2 separate regions of the Homo sapiens genome follow, and region 2 is linked to region 1. A link is a contact called in ENCODE Hi-C or POLR2A ChIA-PET data. All regions are on one chromosome and are shown on one strand. Each heading gives the region's core, a stretch centred on a gene start or an enhancer-like site at or near the end of the contact. The rest is flanking DNA. Distances are from core to core; before and after follow the strand shown.

Evidence for each region. A loop is a pair of places that touch in the nucleus more often than their neighbours do. ChIA-PET counts read pairs that join two places held with the same protein, here RNA polymerase II (POLR2A). Pooled maps may share reads with other maps.
Region 2: a map of CD8-positive, alpha-beta T cell shows a loop between it and region 1 (6-fold over the local background). The contact joins the promoter of LAP3 here to the promoter of FBXL5 in region 1. A Hi-C loop is called at or near these places in 2 of 168 maps with a recorded cell type or tissue (CD4-positive, alpha-beta T cell and CD8-positive, alpha-beta T cell), 2 of 37 single-sample maps with no recorded cell type and 13 of 50 pooled maps. POLR2A ChIA-PET finds 5 or more read pairs at or near these places in 1 of 52 experiments (MCF 10A).

Annotation. Positions count from the first base shown.
Region 1 is chr4:15,653,238-15,657,155 of GRCh38, forward strand. It overlaps FBXL5 (F-box and leucine rich repeat protein 5), which reads right to left and starts at 2,120. Exons shown (of 11, transcript NM_012161.4): 1 at 1,967-2,120. The coding sequence starts at 2,050. It also overlaps a transcript of FAM200B not described here. RefSeq lists silencers at 1,555-1,774, 1,805-1,874, 2,013-2,190, 2,115-2,224 and an enhancer at 2,525-2,644.
Region 2 is chr4:17,574,530-17,578,447 of GRCh38, forward strand. It overlaps LAP3 (leucine aminopeptidase 3), which reads left to right and starts at 2,669. Exons shown (of 13, transcript NM_015907.3): 1 at 2,669-3,038. The coding sequence starts at 2,937. RefSeq lists enhancers at 2,317-2,676, 3,017-3,216 and a silencer at 2,737-2,946.

The sequences.
Region 1 (3,918 bases), core at 870-3,369:
ATGTCAAATTGAAAATGCTTTATTAAACTAGTTATGCAAGTGGGAACATTACTGAAAAGACTCTTGGCTCAGATATCTTGTAAAAAAGCAACTGCATTTTCAAAATTTGTTCAAATACTCTCAACCACCAGGAAGAGACAGAAAAAGAGCGACTAACTTCTTGAAAATTTTAAAATAAGGCTGCTTAGCCTTAGTCTGCAAGTAAATTAAATTGTGATTCTTTATTTTGGGAGGTCACAATCATCTGGAAATCGATGAAAGCTACAAACACCCTAGGAAAATGGACACACGCACAAAATTTTCCATATAATTTCAGGTGATCCTAGGCTACCTCTCCACAGTCTAAAGTGGAGAGAAAACCTTGGATTCTGTTAGTCTTCACTTCCACTTTCGATTTTTGAGACCATTTTTTTTTTCTTTCCTGCTATTAAAGAATGGTGTCTGAATGAACGATATTCAAAAGCCAGAGAGGATAAAAACACTATAATACTGCTAAGTAAAAAATTCAGGGATATACCCTCTTGCTTAATGGCTTAACCATTCCTCATGCTTCTCCTAGATGAGTGGTTCTCACCCTCAGCTGCATACTGCACTCAAATGGAGAGCTTTAATCATTTATACCTGATGTCTGGGTGAAATCCTAATTTTAGTGACCTAGACATCAGGACTTCTAATAGTTTTTAGTTTAAGGCTAATAAGCAACCAAGGTTGCAAACCATTGTCCTAGACAGTCCTGGTGTTTCCAACTCATGTGAACTGGGTGTTTCTAAATTTTCAGAATGGAGGGAGGGAGAAGATGGAGTGCTAAGATTTGAAATTCAACGTCACTGCTTTAAATTGCTGGTCTTGAGTGTGGCCTAACAGTGAATACCCTGGGCATCCTCCAATCGCCTGGCTGAGCTATGAAACACCCCTCTTTTCTGTAGACAATGGTTCTGCATAATGCTATGCAATTTCTGAGAATTCCTAAAAGTTGATTTCTATGCTTAAACAGTAGTCATTTGAATGCTTTATTTAGTTGGATCATTTCCACAAGAAACGGGACTGCCTGAGGTTTGCAGATATCCATGACTTTCCCCAACATAAACTGACAAATACGTGGAATGTTAATATTGTTTTAAAATCACTAGCAAAGGGCCCTGAACCATCTCCACAAAAGTGCCTCTTCAGCTTATGCTGCACCAATTATGGGCCCAAAATGGTTCTCACAGTTAAACCAACTTTTCCTGAGGCCCCCTTTATTCGAGCTCATATAAAGAAATCCAAGAGAGAATTGCTGTCTTATAACAAAATCTACATCCAGTAAGTGTTCAGGGCAATAAAAGTTGCAAGGAAAACGATAACGACACATGAAGAGTGAAGGTTCTTCAGTTCTAAACTTGGCTTTTCTCCCAAATCAAACCAGTGAAGAAAGCCGGGGGTAAAAGGAACCGGGTAGCTGGGAGACGCTGCAGTTCCAGCCAGGAAGCCAGCGAGAGGTGCAGAGGATGGGTGGGTGTCTGCACGGAGAGCCCCGAACAGGCCCGGGGGAGTGACGGGGGACGGGAACAACTACTCGGTGCAGATGGGAGTCCACCGCAGGTGGCCGGCCGGGGCACCCAGGGCTTCGAGGAGGTAGGGCCGCTCTCCTTAGAGGCAGCAGCGGGAGTCCCAGCGCGGCGGTGGGGCCGGCCCGAGGGCGGCCAGTGACGCCGGTAGCGCCCCTCCTCAGCCGCCAGGCCCTCGGCAGGGGACGCCGCCCGCCCCGAGAGCACGTCCGAGGCGGCGGCCAGGCCGGCTCTGCGAAGGCCTCGCAGCGGGCGGGCAGGCTGCGGGAGCGGGCGGCGCTGACAGCTGCGCAGGCGGCTACTCGCGCGGCGACGGCACGGGGCTGCGGGCGCGGCGCAGGCCAGGCCGCCCCAAGAACCCAGCCCGCTCCCCATCGCCGCCCGCACCGCCCACAGCGGGAGGCTCAGCGCTCCGTTACCTTGTCGCAGTAGAGCCCCACCAGCTGCTTCATCCGCCAGTGTGGGGCGGTGAAGACGTCCACTTCTTCAGGAAAGGGCGCCATCGCCACTGCCTCAGCCTCCGCCTCAGCAGCCGCGGCCGCCGCCTCTCCATAGACACCCTCGCCGCGGGGCAGAGGCGGCGCGCCCCCTTGCGCATGCGCCCGCCCCGTCGGCGCGCGCGCCCGGTCGGCTTGGCCGGCGGGGACGCGGGGGCGCGCAGGCCGCCGCCATGCGATCCCTGCGGCCCACGTGACCGGGCGCGCGCAGAGGCTCGCGGCTTCTGCCTCCCGCCCCCACTCTTTTCGTTTTTTGTCGTCTTCATAAGCCGCAGAAGGAACCCAAACCTTTTCCCTGTTTCTTTCACTACATGAAAGCACAGTAGCTGAGGGTAGGGGAAAGTCGTTGCAGTGGCGCTCTCGGCGCTTCTCCCGTTGCTGCCCTGCCCACCACGGCCTTGAGGAGAGGCAGCCAAGCACAATGGCCGCGGTCAGGGCCGCGAGCTCTGCTTGTGCCCACGCCCCGACGCCTGCTTGGCCTGGGTGACCAATGCTTCTGGCCAGGACCTCCGGAGCTGCCCTTCGCCTCCCTGCGATTGGCCCGTGCCAGATTTTTCCTGGGGCCGAGCGCAGACCACCCCGGCCGCCACTCAAAGGCCGGGCCTGGCTCCCACCCAGCGGTTGGTGAACCAGAGCTGCGGGCTCTGAGAGCTTCGGTCCCGGGCGGCAGCCCACAGCGGGCGCGGGGCCTGGGTGCGAGGGGCGGGGCAGAGACCGCGAGAGAGAGTTCTCGTGAAATTCGGGAGACTCAACGTGGGGGAAAAACAGTATCTGGGGATCCAGGTGCGGAAATGCACCTCAAGTGCAGGAACGCGGGTCAGGGATAGGCCCGACGGGCCTTGGGGGTGGGGAGAAGGGTGAATAATGGAAGGTTGGTGCGGGAAAGAACCTTGGTACAAATCCCGCCATTTTAAGCGGAGGTTCGGAGAGAAAACAAGGTCACTAACCCAGGAAAATGTCTGCCTCTTTCCCATAAATCGCCTGGCCCTGGCCACAGACCTCCTGGAGACTCTGTTCTCTGCTCACGCCGGTCAGTCTTAGATTGGTTGGCTGGAGTACTGCTGGACAGATAGAGAAATAGGAGAAAACAGGGAAGCCTGAGAACCTTGGGAGGAATTGTTATTTGCTTAATGGCCAGAACCTCCAGGAGGGCAAGAACCAGATATGCTGTGTTCACCCTTGTTCTCTATTATCTATCACAGTTGCAAGACAACATGGGGATCAGTAAATAGTCAACAAATAATGGAGTAGAAGAAGGTGAGAAAGAACTTTGCAGTGGAATGCACCCTATTTAGTTCTAATCTTATATTACTATATGCTATTATAGACAGTGTGAACAGTGGTTAAACCACAGACTCTGGAAGTTAAGATTCCTGGTTTTGCCAGACACTAGCTATACAACCGTTAACAAGCTATATGACTTCTTTATGCCTCAGTTTGCTCTGACATGAAATGAAGCTAATAATACCTACCTCAGAATCTTTATGAGGATTTATATATTTGAAGCACTTATAACAGTACCGTCTGTAAGCTAGTAATACTTTTTTAAAGCAACTCTATGAGGTAGTGCTGCAGGAAATTAAGTCTTCAAGACATTCTAGTAGTTGCCTAGGGTCCCACAAATTAGTAAGTCAAAAATCTGTCATATAAATCTGGATCTGACAGTACCCCCAGAGTCATTGCATTAGTTGGGATACAGAGATGGCTTATTCACAGTCTGTCTTAAGAAGCAGGAATAAGGCTTAAGAAATAGAATAATAATAAAATATTTGATAAAGATTAATTTCTCTCTTCCTCCTTCTCCCTTTCACCCCGTTTCTCGTTCTTTTGCCAGGACTTTGCCTCTATATTTTTTAATAACCTCCAGAGAGCAT
Region 2 (3,918 bases), core at 1,419-3,918, 1.9 Mb after region 1:
AGGAGGGGACAGGTTTTCGCATTCCATTTTTTAGTTTCAGAAACTGCGGCCTGATCTATCACGTTGGAAGGAGGGAAGAGCTGTAAAGTGAATGTAAAGATTTCGCTGTCTTTGGAGCAAATATAGATAAAATTTGGTGAGTTTATTGAGTTTATGATGCAACTCCATTTTAACTATCTAGAGAAGGTGGAAGCCAGAGTGGACCTACCAGTCCAACCCACTCAGCCTTCAAGAGAGGAAGATCAAATCTCTCCTCTGGAGTGTCTAGCTCTTGGAGAGTGAAATAGACATTCTTTCTTTCCTGCAACTGAGCTCAAGGTGAAGACTTTGCTCACTGCAGCTGGTGTAAGCCTCCCCACACCCCTGCACCTCAGCTAAAATTGCAATCAGATCAACAGTGGTGTAATTTTTTTAAAAAGAGATGGGGTCTTGCTCTGTGACCTAAGCTGGAGTGTAGTAGTACAATTATGGCTCACTGCAGACTCAACCTCCCAGGCTCAAGCAAACCTCCTACCTCAGTCTCCCCATTAGCGGGACTACAGGCACACATCTGGCTAATTTTTTAACTTTTTGTAGAGATGGGTATCTCACTACCTTGCCCAGGGTGGTCTTGAACTCCTGGGCTGAGTCGATCCTCCCACCTCGGCCTCCCAAAGTCCTGGGATTATAAGCATGAGTCACTGCACCCAGCTGGCTGGTGTCATTATTAAGAACAATTTTTGTATCCCTCCTCGTGCTTACCCATATTCTCCGAGTTGCATTCAGCTGTGTACTTTTTTACAATGAGAAATTTAAAACCAGCCGGGCGCGGTGGTTCACGCCCGTAATCCCAGCAATTTGGGAGGCCAGGGCGGGTGGATCACTTGAGGTCAGTACTTCAAGACCCACCTGGCCAACATGGTGAAACTCCATCTCTACTGAAAATACAAAAATTAGCCAGGCGTGTTGGCGGGCGCCTGTAATCCCAACTACTTGGGAGGCTGAGGCAGGAGAATCGCTGGAACCCAGGGGTGGAGGTTGCAATAAGCTGAGATCACACCAGTGCACTCCAGCCTGGGTGACAGAGCAAGACTCCGTTAAAAAAAAAAAAGTAAAAAATAAGGAATTAAAAAAAACAAAACGCTTTACAGAAAATAAAAATATATAAAAATATTGAGCACTACTTGAAAACTTTCTATTGAAACCATCCCCACTGTGTTGACAAAAATTTCATGCCAAGTTCTAGGCAGAAATATAGTTATAATTAAGCATTAATCAGGCTGTACTTTGGCCCACTTCCTTGTTGCTAAAAGTCACCTAGCACTACATACTGACCATTTGCATTCCCATTGTTCCTATAGACAGGATCTCTGACATTAGAATCATAAGCTTTCTGTTTAAGGATCGCTTAAGATATTTTTCAGACCTTGAATTCCAGCTACCAGTTTGAAGATCCCCAGAGAGGAATGGGGTCAGCTTAAGAATACAGGTTCTTCAACGCCCTGTCCCATGACTTCACCCTGCACTCTTCAATCAACGATCTCCACACTATAGCCCTCTCCAAAACCCTTAAAAACCTTGACCCCAAATTCCTCAGGGAGATGGATTTGAGGTTTCCTCCCATCTCCTCCTTTGGCGACTCCACGATTACACCTCTTTCTCTGCTGCAACCCTGGTGTCTGGGCGTATTGACTTGCTATGTGCACGAGTCAACGAACCTAATAGTGTTACATCATTTTCAAAAACAGTATTTACACCGTTGCACCTGTGGAACAGATGAAAGGACACGAATAAAAATAACTCAGGCCAGGTGCGGTGGCTCACGCCTGTAATCCCAGCACTTAGCGAGGCCGAGGCAAGTGGATCACGAGGTCAGGACTTCGAGACCAGCCTGGACAACATGGTGAAACCTCGTCTCTACTAAAAATACAAAGAGTTGCCGGGCACGGTGGCTCACGCCTGTAAGTAATCCCAGCACTTTGGCAGGCTGAGGCGGGTGTATCACCAGAGGTCAGGAGTTCAAAGCCAGCCTGGCTAACATGGCCAAACACTGTCTCTACTAAAAATACAAAGATTAGCCAGGTGTGGTGGTGGGCGCCTGTAGTCCCAACTACTCGGGAGGCTGAGGCAGGAGAATCTGTTGAACCCGAAAGGCGGAGGTTGCAGTGAGCCGAGATTGCGCCACTGCACTCCAGCCAGGGCTACAAGAGCGAGACTCCGCCTCAAAAAAAAAATCCAAAAAAACAACAAAAAAACACAAAGATTAGCTGGGCGTGGTGGCGGGCGCCCCTAATCCCAGCTACTCGGGAGGACGAGGCAGGAGAATCGTTTCAACTAAGCAGCGGGAGGTTGCAGTGAGCCGAGATCGCTCCATTGCACTCCAACCTGGGTGACAGAGCGAGACTCCGACTCAAAAAAACCAAACAAACAAACGAAAACTCAGTGGGAGTGTCTTCACTATGCAGTCGTCTATTCAGCAACCTTGACAACAAGCTCTGGCACTCAGTTTCTATTTCCCGGGAGTTGCCCAGCGCTCCGCCCACGCCCGCTTGCAGAACTCGCCCCGCCTCCGCCCCACCCATCGTGTGACGTCACCATATCGGTCCCGCCCCTCTACTTCGCGTTGCTCCCGGGACTGTCAACCGCGTCCGGAAGCCCCGCCTTTTCGCCCCCGCCCGCATGCGCGGGCGCACACGAATGCGGGCGCACACGAATGCGGGCGCACACGAATGCGGGCGCACCCTTGAGTCCCCTCCACAACCGCGGTTTGATCCCAGCGGTCCAGTCGGCCGGTGCTGCCCATCCGTCCCGCCCCCTAGACGCACGTCCGCTCGCCCGGCGCCCGAGCCAGTCCGCGCGCACGCCGTCTGCGCCCCGAAAGCCCCGCCCCAAGGCGCGCCCGCCCACCGCTCTCCACGTGCTCGCTGGAGGGCGGTGCGAGGGGCCGAGCCGACAAGATGTTCTTGCTGCCTCTTCCGGCTGCGGGGCGAGTAGTCGTCCGACGTCTGGCCGTGAGACGTTTCGGGAGCCGGAGTCTCTCCACCGCAGACATGACGAAGGTGAGAGGCGGCGGCTCGCTCATGGTCCGCCGCTGGGGCCCTGCCCGTGGGCTACTGGGGCTGCGGGGCTGGTCGAAGCCGCGGTGTCCTGGGCGCCCAAGCCAAGTTGCAAAAATCAGTTTAAAAGAAAAATTCTCTCCTTGCGGGGATCGGCCTAGGCCGCTGAGGACCCCAGCGGTCGTATTGAGGGCGCGATTCCCCTGCTCGGGGCTAGGGGGTGATGGTTGTAGCCGCCCTTTACCCGGCTCCACTCGGCCGCGCACTTGCTCCAGTCGTCACCCGCGGTCCTGGCAGTAACCCGGGGAAAGACGCGGCGGTGGGGCTCCCATCCGAGCTTGGAGGAAGCCCGAGTTTGCCAAGGTGAAAGGGTTTCTGAGGTCCCAGAGTCACAGGGCTCCTTCCCCCGCGGAAGTGAAAGGTCAGGGAGTTAAGTAGCTTGGAAGGGTTTCTAGAGGAAAAGCATGCCTCTCTAGAGAAAAGGGCTTTGGGGAGAGACCCACGTTTCCCAGAATTAAGAGCATCTTCCAGAAGAAAAGTGAACTCCAAAAAATTACGAAGGTCGCTCTTCAGATGTGAAGGATCTGCAAAGGGAATGGCTCTCGGAACCAGCACAAGCTTGGGAGTCATGCCTAAGCACCAGAAAGAGATGACTGTCCCTGCAGAAGAACGTTCTAGGGGGAGCTTGAGCTCCAGTCTCCTGCAGGTATCTCAGTGGTGGAGGGACCAGTCGCCTGACCAGTGCTATCTCCAGTACTGTGCCACAGCCTACCCAGATAACAGTTGCTCAGTTGGCTCCATTGATTCCCGGGGAGTGAACAATCTTAGGGAAGTTAGAACCTGGCAGAGTTACCAATGCCAAGGAAGGCCGTTTTCTTTGGTG